Regions from separate parts of the Homo sapiens genome. Here regions 2 and 3 are each linked to region 1. A link is a loop called in an ENCODE intact Hi-C map of the cell type or tissue named here. Cell type or tissue: endothelial cell of umbilical vein. All regions are shown on one strand. Region 1 overlaps CDH11 (cadherin 11). Region 2 overlaps CDH11 (cadherin 11). Region 3 overlaps LOC105371310 (a long non-coding RNA gene).

What was found. Hi-C counts contacts between places; a loop is a spot of excess contacts. Peaks named below come from ENCODE experiments on the same cell type or tissue, not always from the same donor. Only the 100,000 strongest peaks of a DNase experiment are listed, where the experiment ranks them.
Region 2: it touches region 1 in a loop (8-fold over the local background); 2 of 110 quality-filtered maps call a loop at or near these places.
Region 3: it touches region 1 in a loop (2.9-fold over the local background); 2 of 110 quality-filtered maps call a loop at or near these places.

Annotation. Positions count from the first base shown.
Region 1 is chr16:64,960,716-64,968,715 of GRCh38, reverse strand. The region is part of intron 11 of CDH11 (cadherin 11); the gene reads left to right. Among named protein-coding and RNA genes, the nearest start is that of CDH11, 160 kb to the left of the region's middle. In endothelial cell of umbilical vein, no CTCF peak of the experiment used is centred here; DNase peaks (open chromatin) are centred at 4,415 and 5,745; H3K27ac peaks cover 2,321 bases.
Region 2 is chr16:65,020,739-65,028,738 of GRCh38, reverse strand. The region is part of intron 2 of CDH11 (cadherin 11); the gene reads left to right. Among named protein-coding and RNA genes, the nearest start is that of CDH11, 97 kb to the left of the region's middle. In endothelial cell of umbilical vein, no CTCF peak of the experiment used is centred here; a DNase peak (open chromatin) is centred at 3,768; H3K27ac peaks cover 2,029 bases.
Region 3 is chr16:64,474,700-64,482,699 of GRCh38, reverse strand. It overlaps LOC105371310 (a long non-coding RNA gene), which reads right to left. Exons shown (of 4, transcript XR_001752234.1): 3 at 6,885-7,011; 4 at 3,488-3,625. Among named protein-coding and RNA genes, the nearest start is that of CDH11, 640 kb to the left of the region's middle. In endothelial cell of umbilical vein, no CTCF peak of the experiment used is centred here; DNase peaks (open chromatin) are centred at 4,009 and 6,569; H3K27ac peaks cover 1,169 bases.

The DNA of each region.
Region 1 (8,000 bases):
ACTTCCATTATGCCATGTAAATAATCAGTATTGTGTTTGCCTAAACTCCGGCATAAGCATTCAGCGTTTTTAGAAATATAAGAGGAAAAGCCATCTTAATACACACAAGCTTTTTATTTCATTTTATCTTATTCCGTTCTGCAGCCCGAGCTTCAAAGCCGACTCAGCAGGCAGCAGGAAAATAGAACACTGGATGATTCTTCAACATTTAAGTCCATCTTGGGCTGTTAATATCAGGAATGGTGCTATTTGGGCAGATGAAGAGCATGTCTGCCCAGGTTTTGAGATGCATTTACTTTGAAAATACCAGGCATGTGGCATCTCTTAAATCACAAGAAATATGTAATGGATGAGAAAAGTGCAAAGAAAAAAAAAAGACTGAGATAATATCTCTCCTCTATGTAGCTCTTAACTGGTTTATAAAACCTTCTCATGTCATTGTTTCACCTAATTCTTCAAACAGTCGCATAGGGCAGGCAGGTGGTATATTTTTATCCAATTTTCAGATAAAGAAAGAATATGAGACATCAGAAGGGTCAGTGATTTGCCCAAGGTCACACAGCAATAAGTGCAAAAACTAAATTTAAATATTTGGAGGGCCCTGTTGGTTGTACATGGCACACTGTAAAATGAATATAAAGCTCGTGTCTCTTCTAGTTAATTCATTTCAAAAGTCTTTGTTTATCCTATTGTCAATAATAACAATCCTCAGAAGAGGCAAATTCTGAAATTTAATTTATGGATTAATCTAGGGTTCCAGGGAATGTGTGAACAGAACAGGACAAGGTTCTTCAATTTTCACTTTAATCACAGCCATAATAATTGTAGTAAAATATATTTGCAAAGAAGTTTATAATTTGCTTCTATTACAAAATTAATGCCTATTTCTTGAAGGAAAATTGGAAAATACAAACCAACAAAAATGGTATTAAAACATTAAAATAACTTGATAATAGGCTACCCAGAAATAGTCACTGCTATTTGTGTATCCTTTCTTTGCATACATTTCTTTTCTTAAAAAAAAAAGAAAAGCAACTGTGAAATATATGTCCACTAATTTTCCCACTTAATAGTATGTAATACAAATCAATATATGTATGTCAATATTTTCAAGTTGTCTTTCTACCTTCAACTATGAGGATATATAATATCAGTTGACTGTAAGTACGTACATTGTTTTCCACACCTTCGCCAAATATCTAATTATTCTTTTAGGATAAATTCCTATAGTGTTTTGGAAGGCTGAGGCAGATGGATTGCCTGAGCTCAGGAGTTCAAGACCAGCCTGGGCAATACGGTGAAACCCCTTCTCTACTAAAACACAAAAAAATTAGCTGGGCTTGGCCGGTGTGCACCTGCAGCCCCAGCTACTCGGGAGGCTGAGGCAAGAGAATTGCTTGAACCCGGGAGGTGGAGGTTGCAGTGAGCTGAGATCACGCCACTGCACTCCAGCCTGGGCAACAGTCTGGAGTGCAACAAACAAACAAACAAACAAAACTCCTAGAGTGGAATTACTGGATCAAAAGCTATTGCTACTTAATTAATAAACTGATCATCAGAAATGTTATACCATTTTTAATACCATTGGTAAAACAGGTGAGGTTTTATTTTCTCACATCCAGGTCAATTCTAGTTAGTATTACTCTTTTTAATCATTGGCAATTTGGTAAGTTAAATGTAACATTTTAAGTTCCAGTTACTTTCATCATTTAAAGCCAGGTGTTTTTAATAATTATTAATCAGTTCTTCTTTTGTTCTTATAAGTTGGCTATTTATGTCCTTTGCCCACCTCTTAAATTATATATTTGTCAGTTTGCAATTGATTTGTAAAGTCTGTTCATCTATTAATGCTATTCACCTTTGACCTACCATACCTACTGCATAGATTTTCCTAATGTTTTAATGTTCTTTTAATTCTGACTCTGCTGTAGTCTTAAGTAGAGATGTTACACTTTTTGTATCAGTTTTTGTCTATTTACTATTATCCTTAGCAAGATGTTCCTCACCCAAAATTGATATCAACATTAACTTATCTTTTCTTCTTTCTTATATATCTTTTTCCCCCACCTGTTGGGCATTTTAAAAATATTATTTATGAAATATTTAGTCATGTCTCACTGCTTTGTAAGGGTATCTTTATTGTCTTCTACATTTTTTATGATTAGATTTTTTTAACTTTCTATTCTTCCCATTCTGTCTATTTACTGGTATCATATTTTTCTTTAATAATTTTATACATATATATGTTGAAACCTGACAGATGCTTTCTCCGCATTATTTTTATTTTATTACTATTTTACAAATCTTGCTTTTTTTATTCTTTCTGATATAATTTAGAATTATTTTTCAGGTGCCCTACAAGTACTTTTGTGAATCTTATTGAGCTTATCTTAAATTTATGGATCAATTTAAGAAGAACTAAAATTTTAAAAATACTTTTCCTGTCCAAAACCATGGTCTGACTTTCCATTGAATCAATTCTCCTTTTATTACCCTCAGGAAGTCATTGTAGTTTTCTTCATTTTTGTATCATGCATTTCTTATTAAGTTTATGGTTAGCTACTTTACATTTTGGAAGATATTATAAAGTAATTTTTAAATAATATTTTCTATCATTTTTCTGGCTTTTGAGGTTTCAACTCAGTATTTTATGTGATTCTATTTTCTGTCCTTTTTAAGCATACCACTGCCACTGTACTTCTTTTTTTTTCTTTTTACTTTTTAATGGGTTGACCTAGAGTTTGAGCTATACATTTACAATTAATCCAAGTCTGCTATCAAATAACACTATACCACTTCACAGGTAGTACAAGTACCTTATAATAAGAAATTAATCCTAATTTCTCCCTCTTGTTCCTTATATCATTGCTGTCACTTATTTCACTTATAAATAAGCTTGTGTGTGTGTGTGTGTGTGTGTGTGTGTGTGTGTGTGTGTGTGTGTTTCATGCACCGCATAACAATGTCTTGGACAGCAGCAGACCACATATAAAAAGATGATCCAGTAAGATTATAATGGACCTGAAAAATGCCTATCACCTAGGATTTACCATAACTACACTTTTAAACATTATTTTAGAGTGTACTCATTCTATTTATCAAAAATAAAGTTCACTTTAAAACAGCTTCAGGTAGGTCCTTTGGGAGGTATTCCAGAAGAAGGCATTGTTACCATAGAAGACAACAGCTCCATGTGTGTTACTACCCCTGAAAAACCCTACAGTGAGACAAGATGTGGAGGTGGAAGACTGTGATACTGATAATCCTGATCCTGTGTAGGCACAGGCTAATGTGTGGGTTTACATCTTAGTTTTTAGCAAAAAGGTTTTTTTTCGAGATGGAGTCTTGCTCTGTTGCCCAGGCTGGAGTGCAGTGGTGCAATCTCGGCTCACTGTAGCCTCCACCTCGCGTATTTTAGCAATTCTCCTGCCTCAGACTCCCAGGTAGCTGGGATTACAGGCGCCCGCCAGCACACCCGGCTAATTTTTTTTTTTTTTTTTTTTTTTTTTTGGTATTTTTAGTAGAGATGGGGTTTCACCATGTTGGCCAGGCTGGTCTGGAACTCCTGACCTCAGGTAATCCACCTGCCTCAGCCTCCCAAAGTGCTAGGATTTCAGACGTGAGCCACCATGCCTGGCCAACAAAAATATTTAAAAGGTTAAAAAATAATAATAATAAAAATTAAGGTTGATTTATGCCTAACGTAAATGATGAGTTAATGGGTGCAGCACACCAACATGACACATGTATACATATGTAACAAACCTGCACGTTGTGCACATGTACCCTAGAACTTAAAGTATAATAAAAAAATAAATTTTTATAAGTTTAGTGTAGCCTAAATGTACAGTGTTTATAAAGTCTACAGGGCTGGGCGCAGTGGCTCAAGCCTGTAATCCCAGCACTCTGGGAGGCCGAGGCGGGTGGATCACGAGGTCAGGAAATCGAGACCATCCTGGCTAACATGATGAAACCCCGTCTCTACTAAAAATACAAAAAATTATCCGGGTGTGGTGGCGGGTGCCTGTAGTCCCAGCTACTCGGGAGGCTGAGGCAGGAGAATGACGTGAACCCGGGAGGCGGAGCTTGCAGTGAGCCGAGATGGGGCCACTGCACTCCAGCCTGGGTGACAGAGCAAGACTCCGTCTCAAAATAATAAATAAATAAATAAATAAATAAATAAGTCTACAGTAGTGTAAGGTAACGTCCTAGGCCTTCACATTCACTCACTCAGTGACTCACCCACTTCCTGTCCTGAACACTCCATTCATGCTAAGTACCCTATACAGGCATAACATTTTTTATCTTTTATGCCATATTTTTACTGTACTTTTTCTATGTTTCAACACACAAATATTTGCTCCTGTGTTATAATTGCCTACAGTATTCAACAGAGTAACATACTGTATAGGATTGTAGCCTAGGAGCAATAGGCTGTGCCATATAGGGTAGATGTAATAAGCTAAACCATCTGTGTTTGTTTAAATACACTACGTTTACAGGAGGAAATCTCCTAACAATGCATTTCTCAGGATGCTTCCCTGTCACTAAGCAACTCATGACGGTATATATGAATAACCATACCTAATCAAATACATTGTTGCAATTATTACTGTGAACAAATTATTGTGTTAGGTCAATTAAAATATAAGAAAAATAAAAGTGTCTGTTTCTTCATCACTTATTCCTTCTTCCACGCTCTTCTTTTCTCTCTGTATATCCAGATTTCTGACCCATGTTCTTCCCTCTAAAGAACTTATTCTAACATTTCTTACAAGGCAGGCCTACTGGCAACAATTTTTTTTTCCATTTTTGCTAGTCTGAAAAACTATTTCTCCTTCACTTTTAAAGGATAATTCTGGTAGTTAGAGAATTCTAGGTTGGTATGTTTTTTTCTCTCAATACTTTAATTATTTCACTTTATTCTCTTTTTGCTGGCATGATTTCTGAGAAGGTGGATGTAATTCTTATCTTTATTCCTCTACGGGTAAGGTGGGTTTTTTTCTCCTGACCTCTTTCAGCATTTTTAAAAAATCTTTGATTTTTCTGTAGTTTGAATATGATATGACTAGGTGTAGGGACTTCCTTTTTGGCATTGATACAGCTTGATGTTCTCTGAGCTTTCTGCATCTGTGGTTTGGTATCTGACATTAATTTGGAGAAATTCTGTCATAACTGTTTCAAATAGTTCTTCTGTTTCTTTCTCTCTTCTGTTTCTGGTATTATCATCACATATATATTACACCTTTTATAGTTTCACAGTTCTTGGATATTCTGGGGTATTATTTTTTCAGTCTTTTGTCTCTTTGCTTTATAGTTTTAGAGGTTTTTGCTGATCTATTCTCAAGCTCAGAGATTCTTTCCTCAGCTGTGTCCAGTCTACTAAGGAGCCCTTTGAAGGCATTCTCTATTTCTGTTGATGTTTTTTATCTCTAGTGTTTCTTTTGGTTCTTTCTTAGAATTTCCATCTCTCTGCTTACATTGCCCATCTGTTCTTGAATGTTGTCCACTTTATCCATTAAAGACCTTAGCATATTAATCACAGTTGTTCTAAATTTCCAGCTGGATAATTCCAACATCTCTGTCATATGCGTGCCTGGTTTTGATATTTTCTCTGTCTCTTCAAATTGTAGGATTTTTTGTTCTGCCTTTAGTATGCCTTGTAATTTTTTTCTTCATAACGGAAATGGTGTTGTGGGTAACAGGAACTGCTATAAATAAGCCTTTAACAATGTGGATAGTAAGTTAAAGAAGGGCTAGCATTCCATAGTCCTATGACTGGGCCTCAGTTTTTAGTAAGCTTGTGCCTCTGAACTGTAAACTTCACAAGTGCTCCTTAGTTGTTTTTTTCTCCCTCCTTTGCTGGGACAGGATACCTGGGATGGCCTAGAGTTGGAAGTTTCTTTTCCCCAGGTCAGTTAGTCTCTGATAAAATCCCAGAAGATTAGGCTTCCTTTAAAAGTTTTTTCTAAGATCAGGCCTTGTTAAGAACAGAATGCTCTGGCGTATTTCAAAATGGTTCCTTTTTCCCTCCTCCTACTGATAGCATGAGGGAATTTTTCTCTAATATTCACTGTGAGAACCAGGTAGAGTTCCTGGAGGTAAAAATCACACAAGTGTGTATGTGCATGTGTGTGGTAGGGGGTCACGGGAGAGGTCCTGTGACTGGGTTCCCCTAGAGATTTTAACTTCTCCACACTGGGCCTCCATCAATTTGTCAATTACAGTTCAGGTTTTTCTACCCCAGCACTGGTTCCTGAGGAAGTTTTTGCTTGTTGGTTCCTAATCTAGTAAGTTCGATTCTCTGTATCTACTTGTCTGTCTCCAATCTGGGGACGGCTCTTTGCCCTGTAAACTCAATTCTCTTATGAATCTAGGAAAAGTTGTTAATATTCTAGTTTGTTTGTTTTTTTATTTGGATGGAGAGGTGACTTCCAAGCTTCTTATGTATCAGACTGGACTGAATCTGTTCTAATTTTATTTTCTTAGTCACTATTTTTAGTATAAGTTATAACTGTTTTAATTTATTTACTATTGGGCATTGCAAAGTGATATAACTTACCTGATTTTCCTGGGTTTTCTAGAGCAATAACTACATAAAAATTAATGGCAATTTGTTTCACCTTTTAAAATACTTGTTTTTCATCTAATTGCATAGATTTACACTTTTCAAATATGTGCTATATCATAACAACAGTAATGGCCATTCTTGGTTTACTTATTACTTTAATAGGGAAATTAGTTCTTGAGTTTCATCATTAAACATCATACTGGGTATTAGATTAAAATTAAGATTTGTGTTTTGGGGGGTGTGTGTGTGAGAGAGACAGAACTTCCTTTACATTGTTGTGTTACTAAAAAATAAATGTTTAATTTTATTACAATTTTTTGATTCTAACAAGAAGATAATATAGTTTTGTCTGCTGGCCTAGTGACCTGGTAATTATAAATACAATATTCTAATATTAACTTCATAATTTTAATTTTCAACCCTCTTATTCCAAACAACAATCATTTGATAAGGTACAGAGGAAAAGGCAAGGCCTAGAGATTAAAGGCTTGGCTTTGCTCTTCATCTCTAAAGGGAGAACAATTTTAATATTAATATCTGAATATTTGATATATAATCCTAATAATAATTTATAAAACAGTTGTAAATTATTACACTATATGAATTGAGCTGCCAATTTGAGAGATAAAGGCACTGACATACTAAAAACTGGTATCAAAATTGGAATGCATCCCGGGATCTCAGAACCCCAGGGCTACAAGCTTTACAATGGGCCATCTCAATTAGAATTGAAGGTTTATCAGATCATGGGGTTACATGGCTATCAGAAGGTTTTTCTGTCACTTGAGCAGCCAAGGAAAATTTTAGGAGTTTTCAATGAGTTTCTATTATAACGACAACAAAAATACTCGAGATTTTCAAGTAAATCAATTTTAAGAGTAGCCTTTTGTAAACCATGAAGCCTCTTCCCTGTTTGATTTGGCCTTCTCCGTCCTTGATGCTTCTTCTCTAGTTAGTGTCAGTGTGGCTTTCATCAAATTCTAGATATTTCTTAGATTCCCTATGATAGCCTCTTCTTTCCATCCTTCTGTAATCATGAAAAGATGAAAAAATGAGTGCCAGGAAGCGTCCTAAAAGAAGGCTTTCACAGTGAATATAAATCTGATGTCAGGGAATCCCCAAAAGCACATCCAGCAAAATTAGTTATATTGTGAAAGCACAACTAATTTTGATAGTTATCATGAATAGAGTTACCCACAGAGAAGCTGTAACTACATGGTGACCTACAAACAGGTCTGTCTGACTCCATCCTTGCCCCCACTTCACTCAGCCCTCAATAAACAAACTGGACAATGCCTCTCTCTCTCTCTTTTTTAAATTCTTTCCTGCCTCTCCATTTCCTATGTATTTAACTGAAACTCCATAGCTTAGTGAGCAAGACATTCCATGCTTTACTCCTTGTACACTTTACCTCTACCATGTCCTTTCT
Region 2 (8,000 bases), 60 kb before region 1:
ATGGAGGGTTGGGCATCTGTGGAAGGGGGTTGTGCAAGCTCATGAAATATTGAAAAGAAAGGAATTATGTATCAGTAGCAGGTTCAGTTTATTCTGTGTAGTGTAAAGTAGGATTTAGCTGCGTCTTGTAAGCACTCAGCCGTAGGACAGGCTGGGATATCTCAGCTGCAGAGTAAGGGAAGAGAGGGAAGATGAGGCATAGACGTGTGTGTGTGTATCTCTTATGTGTGGGTGTTGGAGGGGAGAGGGCAAGTATAGATAGAACAACTCTAAGGGTGTAGATCTGTTAATGTCCCAAGGTCCTTGATCTGTGTCAGTCCAAAAAATATCCATCTGGGGATGATGCAGAGGTGCCACCAGGGATACATAGAGACAGGCAGTAGGCAGCAACATTTACTCTCTCCTCTGCCCCGACAGGACCCAAGCAGGAGGTAAAAATGCCAGAGGCAGGGGCAGACACCAGGAAGAAAAACCTGCTGTGCCTTAGGTGGAACTTCAAAGCCCCGAGCAATCAAACTGGGCATCTCAGCAGAGCAGCGGTCAGTCATGGTGAGGCCCAGACAGTGGGTTTCCCAGGAAACAAGGCATAAACGTGTGATATGGAAAGCATCGCCACAGAAGAGGGATGAGGCTCTTCTTTCCGTTTCTTCCTTTCAAAAATCTTCACATATTCTTCATGATGTAGGTCTTTTCTTCCTTCTTAGTGAAGTGCCCTTGCAATCCTGAATATATCCTGACCTCTTTTAATTTTTAATTATGTTATTCATTTTAGTGAGCTGACTTGCTGTGGAGCTGTTATTTTCTCTATGTGTATATTTGTTAAAACAACTATCCTTCAAATGCAAGTCCCTTCCCTGTGGGTGCTGTGTGAGCTAGATTAGATTGCTGAGGTTTAAAACCTAAAGGCATACAAAAATCTCTAGGCATGGAAGAGATGGAGGATGAAAACTTAGACCTTGGGGTTGCTGAGAGTCCAAGCCAATGTCATGGTTGTATTCAGAAGCAGGAGCAGCCTCTGAACCAGATCAAACTATATTTCTGTGGTTTCATGGGCAGCCATCCTGGAGATACAAGGGCAAGCCTTTCTGTCGTGGACATCTTATCAGGAAGGCACTAAGTCCTTGTTGCCCAAGTTCATGGTTTACAGTAACTCTGCTGTATTGTTACGTCTTCATCTGCTCCTTAGTTCATCAGGGCAGCTGTGGTTCAAAGGGACTTTCCTTTACAAAGTAATGCTGGAAAGCACTTACTTTCTGCCCAACCAATGGTGTATGAGTTGTACATTTAGCCTGCTGGTAAATCTCTTTGGAACAAGATGCAACTGGTCAATGGTATGTAAGATCCCTGAGCGCAAAGGCCAATCCCATCTCCAGCTGCATAGGCTTCTCCTACGGAGATGTTATTTGGGCCTGGGGAGACATCCAGCTGGGCTTTGTTACAATGGTGCTCTAAAAATGGAGCAAAGTTTTGTATCATTTGGTTTGTTTATGTGCTTTCATAAAAAACAAGGTTAGTGTCACTTTTTTAACATTTGCTGTCCAGAACAGAATTGTCCCTCCTTTATGGTGTGAGTACTAAAGTGGCTGGTGTTGTGAGCGGTAGCCAAGTAATGGCTGCTCTTTCTATCAGGGAATGACTCTGGGCCTGGACTTAATTGTCTTGGGTGAAATACTGATAGAAACATGGCACTTGCCTCTACAACCACGTAACTCCTTTTCCATGGGCACCAAAGCAATCCCTTTGACAATGATTAGCTTATAAGATCTTACAGAGCTATCTCCTGTTGAGCTGGGTCCATTTATTAGAAGATATTTATCGTCTGGCTGCCTTCCTACAGTTCCCTGCAGGGCTTGCATTTTATTATTCATTAGCACCTTCTTTGGAGACTTAGGCAAGGAAGGATGTAGAACAAAATTTTGTTCTAATGTGGAAAATGTTATGGGAGAGAGGTTTGAAAATCATGATTCATTCATTCAGGGACTATTTGGCAGAGGTGGGCAGACTGGAGAACATCTGGGGAAAAATGGGAGATGTTCCCCTAAGGAAGTATGAAAGGAACCCCTGGTGTTTGAGGTGGAAATTGGAAGACCCTTAGGGAGATGCCTACTCTAAAAATTCCAGGAACCTTGGAATTCCTTGAGGGCAAAAAACATGTTTTACTAAATTCTTATCACTTAACTATTGAAGAAATCCTTGTCTCCAAAAATATTTCTTGAGTGGTGGCTATGTGGAAGAAGAGCTAGCTGAATTCTGAGCATCTCCAGAAAGCAAAATTTGAAAGAATTATAGTAAAGTAGATCTTGGTTCAATGTCAAATGGTAGAAGGGCAATAGCTTCCAAATGGGTCATATATAGCTTCAAATTCCATTTTGGGCATTAGCTAGGCATATGAACTAAATACAGACCAAAGGGCTCCAAACCCTTATTTTCTTATCTGGGCAGTGGAGGCAATACCCACCTCATCAAGATGCTGCAGAAAATTTTTTTCTGAAAATGTATGCAAAGCATGTAGCACAGTGTCTGTCAGATAGTAGACACTCAATTAAAAAAGCTAATTAGTAGATGGTAACTCAGTAAAAGGCATGCCCACCCATGTGCTGGGCTGTTGCAAGCAGGGGTTTAATGGAACAAATGATTTGACATGCTGAACTCCTGGGACTCATCTGACCAGAAGAACCCATGCCATCCACCCTGGAGCTTTGTTCACCCCATGATTGCTCCATTTTCACCCCATATCATGGATAATTGAGAGGCCCAGGAGTTTCTGTGGACAGACTTCTGGCCTGTATCCCCATTCATTTCCTTTCAGGGATCAGCTATCCCTCCTCTCCCCACTACCTGCACCATCCCCTAGCCAAGGAGCTACAGCTGAGGTCAGCATACTCACAGGTCAACACTACAGAATCCCATTTGGGTTCTGGGATAAACAAGGATGCCTATGTACCTGAAATGAACCTGCTGCAGGATCTGGCAGATTTTATATCCATATTAGAGAAAAGGAGTGAAATCACATCTCCTTTCTGTAATAATAATGTAATTTAAATTTATCTGCAACCCACACTTCTAAAGGTTAAAAGCCAGAACTTTAAAAATCACCCAGCCAGGTGTGGTAGCTCATGCCTATCATCCCAGCACTTTGGGAGGCCAAGGTGGGTAGATCACAAGATCAGGAGTTCAAGACCAGTCTGGCCAATATGGTGAAACATCGTCTCTATTAAAAATACAAAAATTAGCTGGGTGTGGTGATGGGTGCCTTTAGTCCCAGCTACTCAGGAGGCTGAGGCAGGAGAATCGTTTGAACCCGGGAGGCGGAGCAGAGGTTGCAGTGAAGCCAAGATCGCGCCACTGCACTCCAGCCTGGGCAGCAGAGCGAGACTCTGTCTCATAAAGAGGGGGAAAAAAACCTACCCAAATAAATGTAAGTTGCCACTGCTGTTAGCATTTGATCATCCTTCTGCCCACCTGTGTAACCCAAATTATGCTTTTACAAAGGGTTTCCCCATTTGTTATCTCATTCGACCTTCAAATTAACTTAGGAATGAGGGAGGTCAGGCATCATTTGTTGTTTTTTTCATAAAAGGAAACAGAGACTCAGAGAGGGGAAGTGAGTTGTTAGTTGTCAGTGACCTCACAGCCTCCTGAGCAGGGCCCTCCTCCCTGTACCATGAGATTATGAGCACTGAAGCAGGAATTCACTAACCTGCTGCTGGACTGAGACAGGGAGTCTGTTGGTTATCAAGATATCAGACATGGTTTCATTTTTTCTTTTTTTGTAATGCAGCAGAGCTGCTTTTCAAAGAAAAATTGTGTGGAATTCAGCTATCTGTTCTATTTACTATGGAGTGTGGAGCCAGTTGGTTCAGCTCTTCCTGGCATTGTGTTCCCTGATCCCTTGGTTTTCTAGTATATTCCAAAGATCTTGTCTGGAGAGCCACTCATGTTACCCAGCTTTTCATTTCACAGACAGGAAAACTAGATTACTGGACATTACACAATGAGTTAGTGGCAGGTCTTTGAATGCCCAGCGCTATATTCTTTGCACACCGTCATTCATTGAACAGATGTTTTATGCTTCAGATGAGGGTTTTTAGTACCTGAGACCAACATTGACTAATAGAACTTTTTGTAATGATTGAAATGGCCCTGGAGAATTTGAAATGGGATTAGTACTTTGAAGAACTGCTTTTTAAATTTAATTTAAATTTTAAAAGCCACATGTGCCTAGTTGCTACCCTATTGGATAGTGTAGCTCTAAACCAGTGGTTATTTACTTTGGATGTACAATGGAATCACACAGAGAACTTCAAAAATACTGATTCCTGGGTTTAAATTGGTTTAGAGTAAGGCCTGGGTAATGGAATTTTTAAGGTTTCCCGGTTAATTCTAATGTGCAGCTGAGTTTGAGAGAAAATTAATCTAAATCTTGAGACTCCCTGAGGGCAGAAACCATGTCAACTTTATATTCTATTGACTCCTGTGACAAGGAATTCAGTGAGGAGTTAGCTGTTGTCCAGAATCTCAGGGAACTTAATATATCCTGAGGAAGCAGAAGACATAACCAGGGGTAAAGTACTGAGAAAGTGCCCTTATCAAATTTCACAAAAGTACAGTGTCATCCAAAGGAAAGGCAATATTCACTTCTACCTGAGAGAGGAAAGAGCAGCGTGGTCTTCTTGCTGTAATGATTCTGTCAGAGGCATTCCAACCAGAGTGACTCCACCTTGAATGGGATTGGGTAACCTGAGTCTGAAACCTGCTGGGCTGCATCCCCAGGAGTTCAGGCATCCTTAGTCCCAGGATGAAACAGGAGATTGGGTAGGACTCGTTTCACAAGATACAGTTCACAAAGACCCTGCTGATGAAGGGATATGGAATAAAGAAGCTGGCCAAAACCCATCAAAACCAAGACGGCAATGAAAGCGAACTCTGGTCATCCTCACTGCTCATTATTTGCTAATTGTAATGCATTCCAATGCTAAAAGACATTCCCACCAGTGCCATGACAGTTTACAAATGGCATAGCAATGTCCCAAAGCTACCATATATGGTCTAAAAAGGGGTGGAACCCTCAGTTTTAGGAACTCCCCACCCCTTTCCTAGAAAACCTTTGTCTAGCATAAAATGAAGAAATAACATACACATACTCAGTCAAGTAGCCCATGCCACTGCTCTGCCTATGGAGTAGCCACTCTTTTATTTCTTTACTTTCTTAATAAACTTGCTTTCACTTTACTCTGTGGACTTGCTCTTAAACTTCTTCCTACAAGAAGCCAAGAACCCAGGTGGCTTCCCGGGCTGAACCTCAATTTTGGGATTCACCCTGTGACATCTTTTCTGGCCACCAATGAAGAGGCAATGTAGACTCCCATCGGGACACCAAATCAAGACTCATGGGCACCATTTAGACCTGAATGGTGGGTGGGTGAGTCTCCCTTTGTCCAGATTCAACTCGCTACTTTTATTTCCCTTTGATTTGGGCACATCTGTCCTTTCCTATGTTCTTTATTTTGGACAGATGGGTAAGTGGCTTTGAGGCCTTTGGCTTGGTAGCCTGATGCAGTCTCCCATTTTCTGGGAGTCCTGGACAGGCAGAAGCACACCTGGCTGGCCAAGTCCTTTATAACCCCTGTTGTTGCCCCTTCTCTCAGGCCTTTTTTGCTTTAGTTTCCAATGACTGACCATTTTACTTTTTTCTCTCAATGCCCAAATGCATGCTTATCCTTATTTCTTTGTCACATTTGTAGTCTTTGCTTTGGCTCTTTGGGCCATTGTTTAAGGAAGGTCATTTGGCTGTATGAGGTCCTCTGTTGTGTTGACCCTGGGACACCAGAGTCATGTTGTTCTGTGGCCCCAATTGCGTTAGGTCTTGTGCCTTTGGGGTTCACTGTTGGCTGCCCCCCGATGCTCTGGGATTTTCAGCGTTTGCTGTGGGGACCCTCACTGGCCAGTACTTGGGTACTCTGTTTTTTTCAGCATTTGATATTGTTGGCTGATTCCTAGCACCACCTGGGATACTCAGAGGAGTTTGGAATTGGCATTCCCTCTAGGATTATGGGTTAGAGGTCCACCCAAGGTGAAACTTGGCCTTACCTTTTCTTGTTATGTCCTAAAGTTATCATTTTCTGTAACACCATTTTCTTTACTTATTGTAACTTTAACACTTTGCTACAGAAGGTGGGAATTTTCAGGGGAAGAAAACTGGGCTTTCGCTAGACTCAGAAAAACTTCTATTTAGTGGAGATCCTTGTTAAACGTGAGGACAATGGTGAATACTGAAGGACTCACTGCTATGGTGTATTTTAAGCAATTGGAGCAAATTCAGATTAGCAAAGTTTAGCCACATGGACAAGTCCCAGTTTTGTCAGAGAGATAATTTGGATCCACCTATCTTTTATAAAATAGTGAATTGTGTTACTATTTCATGGTTAGAGTTCCAAGTAAAAGCTATTGGACTAAGTTTTGGTTCCCTATCTTAAAACAAGTTTTTTTTTTTTAAATTGGTTTTCTTTCAGTAAGATTGCAAGAAATATTGGCTATCAATTCTAAAATATGTTTCCTTTTAAGGTTTCTCAGATTTATATCTGTCCCTTTTCCTTGGAAAAGATATATCCTTTGCAAGCTCAAAAATGTCTGCTCTATACTCCTTCTGGGAAAAGCATTATGGTGCTTGCCTCATACTGTAGCTTAGTGAGTAAAAGTTTGCTCTTACTTGATGGAGGCCTGCATTCAATTTTTGTCTTAGAGAATGAGTTTTTTCCTGTTTGACTCTTATGGGACTTTTGCCATTTACTTAAACTTTACCCCTCCATGGACAGCTTTTGATTTCCTGCCTTGAATTTTCTTTCTTTTTTTTTTTTTTTTTCTGAGTTACTTTAGGGGTGATTCTAGATCTTGTAAAAACTGCTTGCCATCTATTTGGAGACATCTCATGGGTCCATGGTTAAGCCATAACCTTAGTTAAGGCTTATTGGTTTTACTTGGGAAAATACTTTTGCAGAAAAACAAACTAACAAAAAAAAGTAGCTTAAAAGCCAGAGGTGTTGGCTATTTGTCCTGCCTAGAGTCTGGTATTAAGAGATCTAAAAGGATTTTTTTTTTTTTTAAAGAGCTCTATTGTTGAGAGTTAGCTTAATTAAACATGGATAACTAATATATATATATATATATATGTGTGTGTGTGTGTATTTAAATGGCTTTTATGTTTGTTTTTCTCTTCTTGAATCTTGTTTCTCTGAAATAAGAAAAGCTTTTTTCTTCTCAGATGACTGAATTGTTTTTCTCCCTTTTGTCTTCTTAACACTCTTGAGACTCATATGAGAGGATGTAAGGTAATTTCTAACATTCTAGAAGTCCTTGGGAAAAACAGAGGAAGTGCCAGAGACCCCATTCTGGGAAAAACCTCTATTTTCCTTATGGAATCCCAGGAATTGAAAACGGATAGATCCTCCCAAAATCTAAGCCTCTGTTCTGTTTTGCATTCAGTTACCTGGTGTTTTTTACTTTTGCAGGTATCAGAAATTACTTTGGATTATGAGAGAGCTTTGGTGTGTAATAACTATGTAGGGAATATACTTTCAGTGATGGCTAATGGCAGTTATGGGGAAGCACTCTGCTCTTTGCACTTTTGGATCAGAGAAGCATGCTCTTGGTCATCTAGAAGGTATAAAAATGTCCCCACCTCCCAATGAGGGGTAAGACTTCAATGGGGGATGGGCTGATTCCCTTTTTGGGGATCCAGGATTTGGTAAAAAAAAAAAATGGAATTCTTGATTTTTTGGTGTTTTGCCTTCCAACTGTGCCTGCTTATTAAGCCCTAGAAATTGCATGCTTTCCTGTCCATGTTCCTGAAAGGGTTCCATCTTGAAGCCAGTAGTCCAAGTAAGAAAAACCTAAAAACTGACAAATGAAAAATTTTACAGCTACTAGATCTTCTTCTGTCTATTTGTATTTGTTGTGTGTGTTATTTATAGAAAAGAGATCTAACTGACTTAAAGAAAAAT
Region 3 (8,000 bases), 490 kb after region 1:
TCTATAAGTATAGGCACTGAAACATACTCTAGTGAAGCTTTCAGCAAACCCTTATTTACAGAGTTCCATTAGTAGGTGTTAATTAAACATGTATTTCATGTTTGACTAAGTTTTGGGAAAAGATCAGTTAAAACTATCAACAGAAATTAGAGACTCTTAGAGCTTTCAGAATATTAGCATGTACAGTGAATCTTCAAGACTATCCCCAGATATTTATTTTTGCTTCTTTGTTTTTTAACCTTATTGCAGGTAGGGAATGGAGGTTTGGAAATTGTACAGAACTAGTGTTCTATGGAATAAGCTTTAGGAAGCAATGAAGTGAAGAAAATAACTGAAGATTTGTATCATAGACACCTGGGTGGAATCTCACTCCTACCACTTAACTATGTCACTTAAATTAACCTTGTGTGACTGGGAGTGGTGAAGATAATTCCTATTTTGAAGATTATCCACCTTGGTTTGAAAGTGAGGAACAATATATGTAAAGCTATCAGCTTGGGATAAAGACTCAATAAATTGATGATGATGATAGGATTGATTCCAGGCACCCTAGCAAAGCATCACCTTCCTCCTGTGGAACCACAAAACCGAGGAATCTGTGCATCTTCTCCTGTTCACTATTTGAAATCCATTTGTTGTAAAACATCAAAGAGTGATTCCCATATGTGGAACATTGTGGAAGAAATCTGTTGTTGATTGCTTCCTCCTTGAAACAGAATTACGAGAAAACAGGATGGAAAGCTAAGGGGAGCTTGATGCCCCAGAAGAAGGAATCTGAAATAAGATTGAGGGGGTGGGCAGGATACACTTCCTGAGGTTAATGCTATTAGAAGTTAACTAATTTTTTCTGGAGGATGGATATCATTTGCAGTAAAGCATCTACCAACTGTTATAAAATATCAGGATATCTCGACCTGTCATTGAAACAAACCAATAAGAACAGGCCATTTCCTGCAGGGGGCATGATTAAAACCAGAGCCATTTTCACAGATAATCCATTTATAAATCATGGTAATAAAATGGCCATCATGACAGCAGCTCAGTGACATTTTTTTCACAAGCTCAGCCGTATCCAGGCAACCAACACATCTTAACTCAAATAAAAAGAAAGGCAGCCTGGGGTTCCAGGAGTCAAGGAGAAGATCCCACTGCCTGGTTCTCTTTTCCCATGAGGGAAGGTGATGGGCTAATGGCTATAGGAAATTTATATGACCCTAATTACTGCAGTTTGCTTTATGTGCATGTCTGAATCAACAGACATCAGGAATTTAGATGTTTCTCAACTCTTTTCTCATTCTAGGAACTGATAAGTGGGGAATTCTGAGGTCCATCTTTGATCCATATCTTATTTTGAGAGGTTCAACTGATCGGCAGGAACTGGAGAGAAGAATAATACATGGCAGAAATCCAGATACTCTCTATTCAGCTCTTTACGTGTGTAATTGAAAATCAACATTGTTTCTCATATTATTGAAAAAAAGTTTTAATATGCACCATTATAGCAACTATCATGAGTCATAATCTTAGAAAAGTGTGTCTCTTGTAGCCCAAATGAGAGACAAGAGTTCTCTTTGCACTCCTTTGGGACTTTTCCATGCAATTTATACATGCAAACTTTTGATGACTGAAACTACCTTGACTCAAAAGGGACTTAAATACTTAAAAATACATTTTACCAAAGACTATTCCCCTTTTTATGTAAAGCACTATAGCAAAGATAAATTTGTATAACTAACATTAATTAATTAATTAAATGACCTACTTTCATAGTAAAACCAAATATTATGGAATAAATTGCTAAACAGGAATTTGAAAATATTTATGTCTATGTATGTGTACATATGCATGTATGTTAAATTATATTCACCTAAACCATCTATCACTGGGACTAATAATCCTTACCCAGCAACATGAGATGATGGCAAAAGTACAAAGGGCAGACTACTATGTTCATGGAAACTTTTTGCTGGGATGTTAATGTTAGGAAAGCAGGAGCCTAGGAAAGCCAGAGTGCCACCATTTTAAAATCAACTCCATCTTAAAACTGGCAAGGCACAGTCTTTGCTAGTCATGACCCATAGTCCTAAGATGTTTTTACCTAAGGAGTCAGCTTGGTAATGCCTGTAAGGACAAACTCCTATAAAAACAGAAAGCCTAGATCTCTCAATAACCATAACAATATGTGCTTTCAAGATAATTACAGTTATACTTTAATATACTTACACACTAACACGTCACAGATAGTTTTATTTAAATCAATAGAATAATACATTTTGTCATGCTGTCAGCCCACCCACATGTAGGCACAGCTTAGTTTATTCTTTACATAGGTAAGACTCCTGTGTAAGAAAAACTTCAAGCAAAGATAGTGAATTCCTCCACTTGCTTTCTGAGGACACTCTACTCAGTAATGGAATAGCTTTCAAGAAACTGTCTCTTCTTACTGTGAAGCATTCCTCTTCTTGTGTTCTGAGTATGCCCTGCTCTGTAATAGGGTAGCTTTCTACGAACCTTCTCTTCTCTCTTTGACTCACCTTGAATTCCTGTCTGCAAGAACACACTCCTGAGGTCTGCATCAAGACCCCTTTTCTGATTACATTAATATTAGCATTATTGTTATGGCAGATGCTGTCAGGGCTCTGCCTATGTTCCTATGATTCCTTTTACACTGTTTTCATGGTCAGTTCCATGTATACCTTTACTCTCAACAGCTAGCACGTGTGCTTCTTAGCAGGCAGTCTTCCCTCAGGCTATCAGTAGCTAACTTGCCTTAATACATGGAGACCTTCAAATTTCTGGGGCAGCCCTCAAACAATGAGTGATGGATATAGCCAGTTATCTTGCCATCTGTTTGGAATAATTCCAATATTTTCAGGGAGCTAGTTTACCTGCAAACCTGTGTAGAATCCATGCTGTCTCCAGAGATCACGTGTGGGGCTGAGCCAACATTTACCTCCCTGGCACATTGTTTGATATCACACTCTTGTGGGGCCTTCTTTTCTTCCCACATTCCCTATCTCTTATCATTTTAAAAAAATCGATTATTGATTTATTTGTATTCACATGGATCCTTTTCCTGATACCCACTTCTAAGGAACCAAACTTAATATACCTGGAAAAAGGTGAATGTGTTTAGGACCTGAATGGGGATTGAACTTAAGAGAGGTTGGGATAAAGGACTGGTCATGCATCGGACTTAGGAATCATTAAATAGCTACAAATGTAGTCCAGGTGAAAGTATCCCGCAAGAGATATCTAGATGGACAAAGATCATAAAATAGATAGAAATAACCATCCTGATTAAAGTGTAAGTAAATAATTCAAAATTCACAGTGGTCAAAATATTTAGAATTGATTGAGGCTAAGTTTGTGTTAGGTTCTGTATTATGCTATGGTAAGAGCTTTTATACATTCTCCCTCTCATTCAGCATATACAGCATTGAGGTAGGAACAATTATTTTTTTTCCATTTTACAGATGTGGAAACAATGGCTTAACAATGTTTAGCAACTTACCAACGTTCACATAGTTGTGGACTTGAGATTTGTGCCTATATCAGTCAGGCTCCAAACATTATATGCTTAACTACTGTACTGTAAGATCTGCTTACCAGCCGAAAGTAGTTCCTGAAGAAGAATCAAAACAGATAACTTTAGAGACATGGCTGATACGATCAAGTTGATTTGATAACAGCTTGCAGCAAACTCTGCATTTTAATACACATCTCTGTGTCTCTTGCATGTGTCTTTGAGTGCATGGAGACAGAGTAAGCAGGGTTAATATCCGTTGTTGTAGAAGTCTGTTGTGCTTTGCTCTCAGTAAGTGTTCCCCCCACCCACCCCTACTTTCCTACCTTCTAAGCCTCTGCAATGCTAAGTGCCATATTCAAGGTCACAGAGCTAATAAAAGCAAGTTTGTTTTCTGACTCTTAGCCTGAGTAGATTTCTTTCCAACAATATCAGGCTAATTTATTGTCTCATACCCAAATTCTGGGCAAAGTCAGAACTGGTTTAGAATTAGACGGCTATCCAAACATAAGTTTCCGGTGGAGTTGCCAAAACCAACCCTCTATAAACCTCAACTTTCTAAAGGAATGTTGAGAGTCAGCTTTCCTCATCATCTGCCTACCAGCCCTCTGCCCTTTGGACTCAGCTTTATTTAGAAATGCTGATTTAGAGTGCTTTGAGTAAATATTAGCTGAAAAATTATTAATAAGTACTTCTCAGGCTCAAGTGTAATAGGCCCCATAGAAGACTCAAAATTGTTTACTCAACAAATTTAAATGTGTCATAAATGAAGTAATTGCTTTCCCTGGATGCTCTGCCAGGTTGGTGGCTTCATCCGTACACTGAAGATTGAGAATATGAAGGAAAGAGGCTATAGAGCTGCGTGTGTGCTTTGTTATCTCTCAGTGCATCCACAGACAGGGAGGTATTAGCGTCAATAATTTATAGAAGGAAGTAAGGTCAGGAATATACTTTTTGAGCTCTGTTCACAGCCAGAGGATGAAAAGTAACTTGTGCACAATTGGTCATCCTAGGCAACAGCATTTCTCCATTTGTGAGATATTATTGTGACAACTCCCATTACCCCTCTGCCATTTTAATTTCCTGACATGCAAGATCATTTAAACTCCATTTCCATATGAATTTGCCCAAATGTTAACCCTTGATTACAGCTGATTTTCTTCCACTAGTGGGTTGACCATTTGCCTGTTTGCTTTCAGGTCTGCTTTTTTTTTTTTTTTTTTTCAGACTGGTGAATCTTAAGTTTTACTGTGCCCACAAGTTCTGATTCAGTAAGTCTGAGAGGGGGTCTGAGATTGCATGCATAACAGTGCTCCCAGGTGTCACCGATGCTACTGGTCTGTGCACCATGCTTAACCACGCTGAGCAGCCAGAATCCGAACCAGTTCTCAAAGCGTGGCCCCACAACCAGAAACATTGGTATTACCTGGTGGGATCATCTGCATTTCAGATGATCATTCCAGTTCATTCCAGACCCACTGCCTCAGATGATCTGTGTTTGGTGTGTGTGTGTGTGTGTGTGTGTGTGTGTGAGAGAGAGAGTTGTGTTTGAGAGAGAGTCTTGCTATGTTTCCCAGGCTGATCTTGAACTCCTGGGCTCAAGCGATTCTCCCTTCTCAGCCTCCAAAGTAGCTGGGATTACAGGCACTTGTCAGCATGCCCAGCTTATAGATCTGCTCTTTTCTTTCCCATTGCTCTGCTCTGATCCTTGCAATGTGTACTAATTTTTTTCCTTATTGATAAAACTGATTTCAGCTATTTTTCTTTTTATCAGAGTAGGAATGTGTAGTTATTCTTAACATTGGTGCCTCCCTTAAATGAGCATAGCAGAATGTCTATTCTCATAAAATGCATTATAATCTTATTTTGAGGATATTTAACCTTCATTTCTATAGACCTTTACAATGAGCTTCTATCCTTCATGTGCAAAAGTGTGACTTCTTGAGGGGTTGCCAACACGTATCAGCAAGACCTCACTTATCCAAGAAGAATCCTCAAGGATGAAGAGTTGAACCCTGAGCAGCCAAGAGAGATGTCCAAGGGCTACTCTAAGAGCCCAGGGACTCACCCATGAAGGCCCCCTTAGGCCTGAACTCAGATTCTGCTCTTCCTTTCTGTGAATGTAGATACCTGATTTCACAGCAGATAAAGAAAGAACAAATGGGAATACCAGCATCCACTGACACACAGTAATAATACTGATGGTTGATGGTGAGGAAAGTAACCGGAAGCAAAACCGAAATTGAAATATAATTATCCTAGGGTAAAATAAATTAGGGCTCTTGGTATAAGATAAAACAAAGCTGCTCATAAAAATTAACTGTAATTCAGTATCAAAATACGGACAAAGAGAAGGTCAGTAGCATATATGTTTATGTCTCTGTATGCCAGGAATCATCTTAGGCGTTAAATATACATTATTGCAAGATGGAAATACTGATAAAACTGTTAGTTAGATAGTATGCTCACGATTTTACGGTTAAGGAAAAACAGGCCCTTAACCCAAATTCCTTCACTGCTGTCACATGTCTGTGACAAGAGTAAGTGCAGAGGTGTGAAAACTTAGCCAGCCTCACTCAAAATCCCTTGGCCTAGCCATGGTCCAAGCTGTGAAGTTGTTGTTTATAGTCATGAACCTCAATTTTTTTTTAAGAAACAGTTTTTTCTAAATATGCCCATTATAAGAAAGTGATTAAGCATCTAATATATTGTAGAAAAAAATCCACTTACCATGAAGAAAAAAAAAATGCTTTGGCAAATGACTATTAAAAGCTTTATAAATCCAGGAAAGAAAAAAAAAAAAGAAAAAAGCTGATGTGAAACAGCTCAGATGCAGGCAGATCTACTGAACCTGACTGCACTTCATGAGGTTACACAATATCTATTTGTTCTTGGTGACCATTTATAAACCAAGTGGATAAACCCTGGCTTTTCTCTCCCTCTCTCTCCAGAAATATCCACATTGTCTAGGACGGCCAGACTCAGAGCAGCTTCAGACATATAAATACCAATCGCTTCCTCTGCTGGTGAATGGAATTTAATCAGACTAGCAAGCTAAACCAAAGTCACACAAAGGGTAACATTTGACGCGCTTAACAAGAAACCTTTATGCAACTGTTCCCATCAGTCAGACCTAGAATAATACGGTGCTATTTTTACTTCATCTTGGCTTTCCGCAGAAAACTTTAAAAGGCTTATGATGAGTGCCGACTGTCAATAGATGGTCTCCCACCCCGTGTCAGGACTCATTGCTGTGTCCACTAGACCTAAGAAAACATCGATACTGCTGTTCAAAACAACTCTATATTTATTTCCTTTTCTGATGAAGTAACAGCTGAGAGCACTACAGCTTACTGACCTGCTTTTCTTCTTCTCTTTATCCTCTGCTATCAAGTGAGAGCCTCCAGCCTCATCAGAAAGTGCGATGTTTATTTATTAATTCAATATTTGTTGCTCATTTATTCCACATCCATTGTAGTGTTTGGCTGTGGGGATAATAGGAACGAGATACAGACACACCTTTAAGAAGCTTGCAAAAGAGAGGGAGAGAGTAAATTTACACAAAATTCTAACAATTATCTGACTCCTCCTGATTCCTCAGTGACCAATCATTGAGCCTCTTAATGTCCTTAGAGTATCACTTTAATCTACTTATTTATTCTTATACCTTCTGGTCTGGGATGTGATCAATCCACACCTGGCCTGTGGCCATCATTCTTAACATTTTTTTTTTTTTGGTTTCTTGGTTTTATTAAAATTTTAATTGAATTATAAAATACACAATGAAAGGGCAAAAATTACAATTGTGCAACTCAACGAATCTTCATAATGTAAATTCCCATGTATACCACTTCTCCCTGGATCAAGAAATGGAACATCACCAGTATCCCGAAGCCACCTCCCCAAGGTATTCCCATTCTCCTCCTCAAAGACAACCAGTTTCTGAATTCAAACACTAAAGGCCTACATTGAAAATTTATATAAATGAAATCACGCAGTATGTATTCTTGTACATTTGGCTCGTTTGTTTAATGTCTTGTTTGTCCTAGTCCTCAATGTTGTGTGTAGCAGTAATTTGTTTATTCTTATTGCTACAAAGTATTCCATTATATGAATATGACATAATTCATTATTTAATCCACTTTGGATGAACATTTGGTTTGGTTTTAGGTTGGAGATACTACAAACAGTGTTGCTATCAATTTCAAATGTTTCAAATATCAAATGTTGCACATCTGTTTTGGTGCAAATATTCATGCATTTATGTTGGGTAATGTACCTAGGAATGGGATTAATGAGTCACCTGGTTGCCTGCATGTTCAGCTTTAATAGTACAGACAGTCAGTGTCGAGTCTTTATATGCATATTAGCAGCTCAGGAGAGATTTTAACAGGCATCCATGCTCCACAGATGATCTTTTTTACTCATTTTACAAAATGCAAATAAGATCATGCGATGCCCCTGTTTAATACCT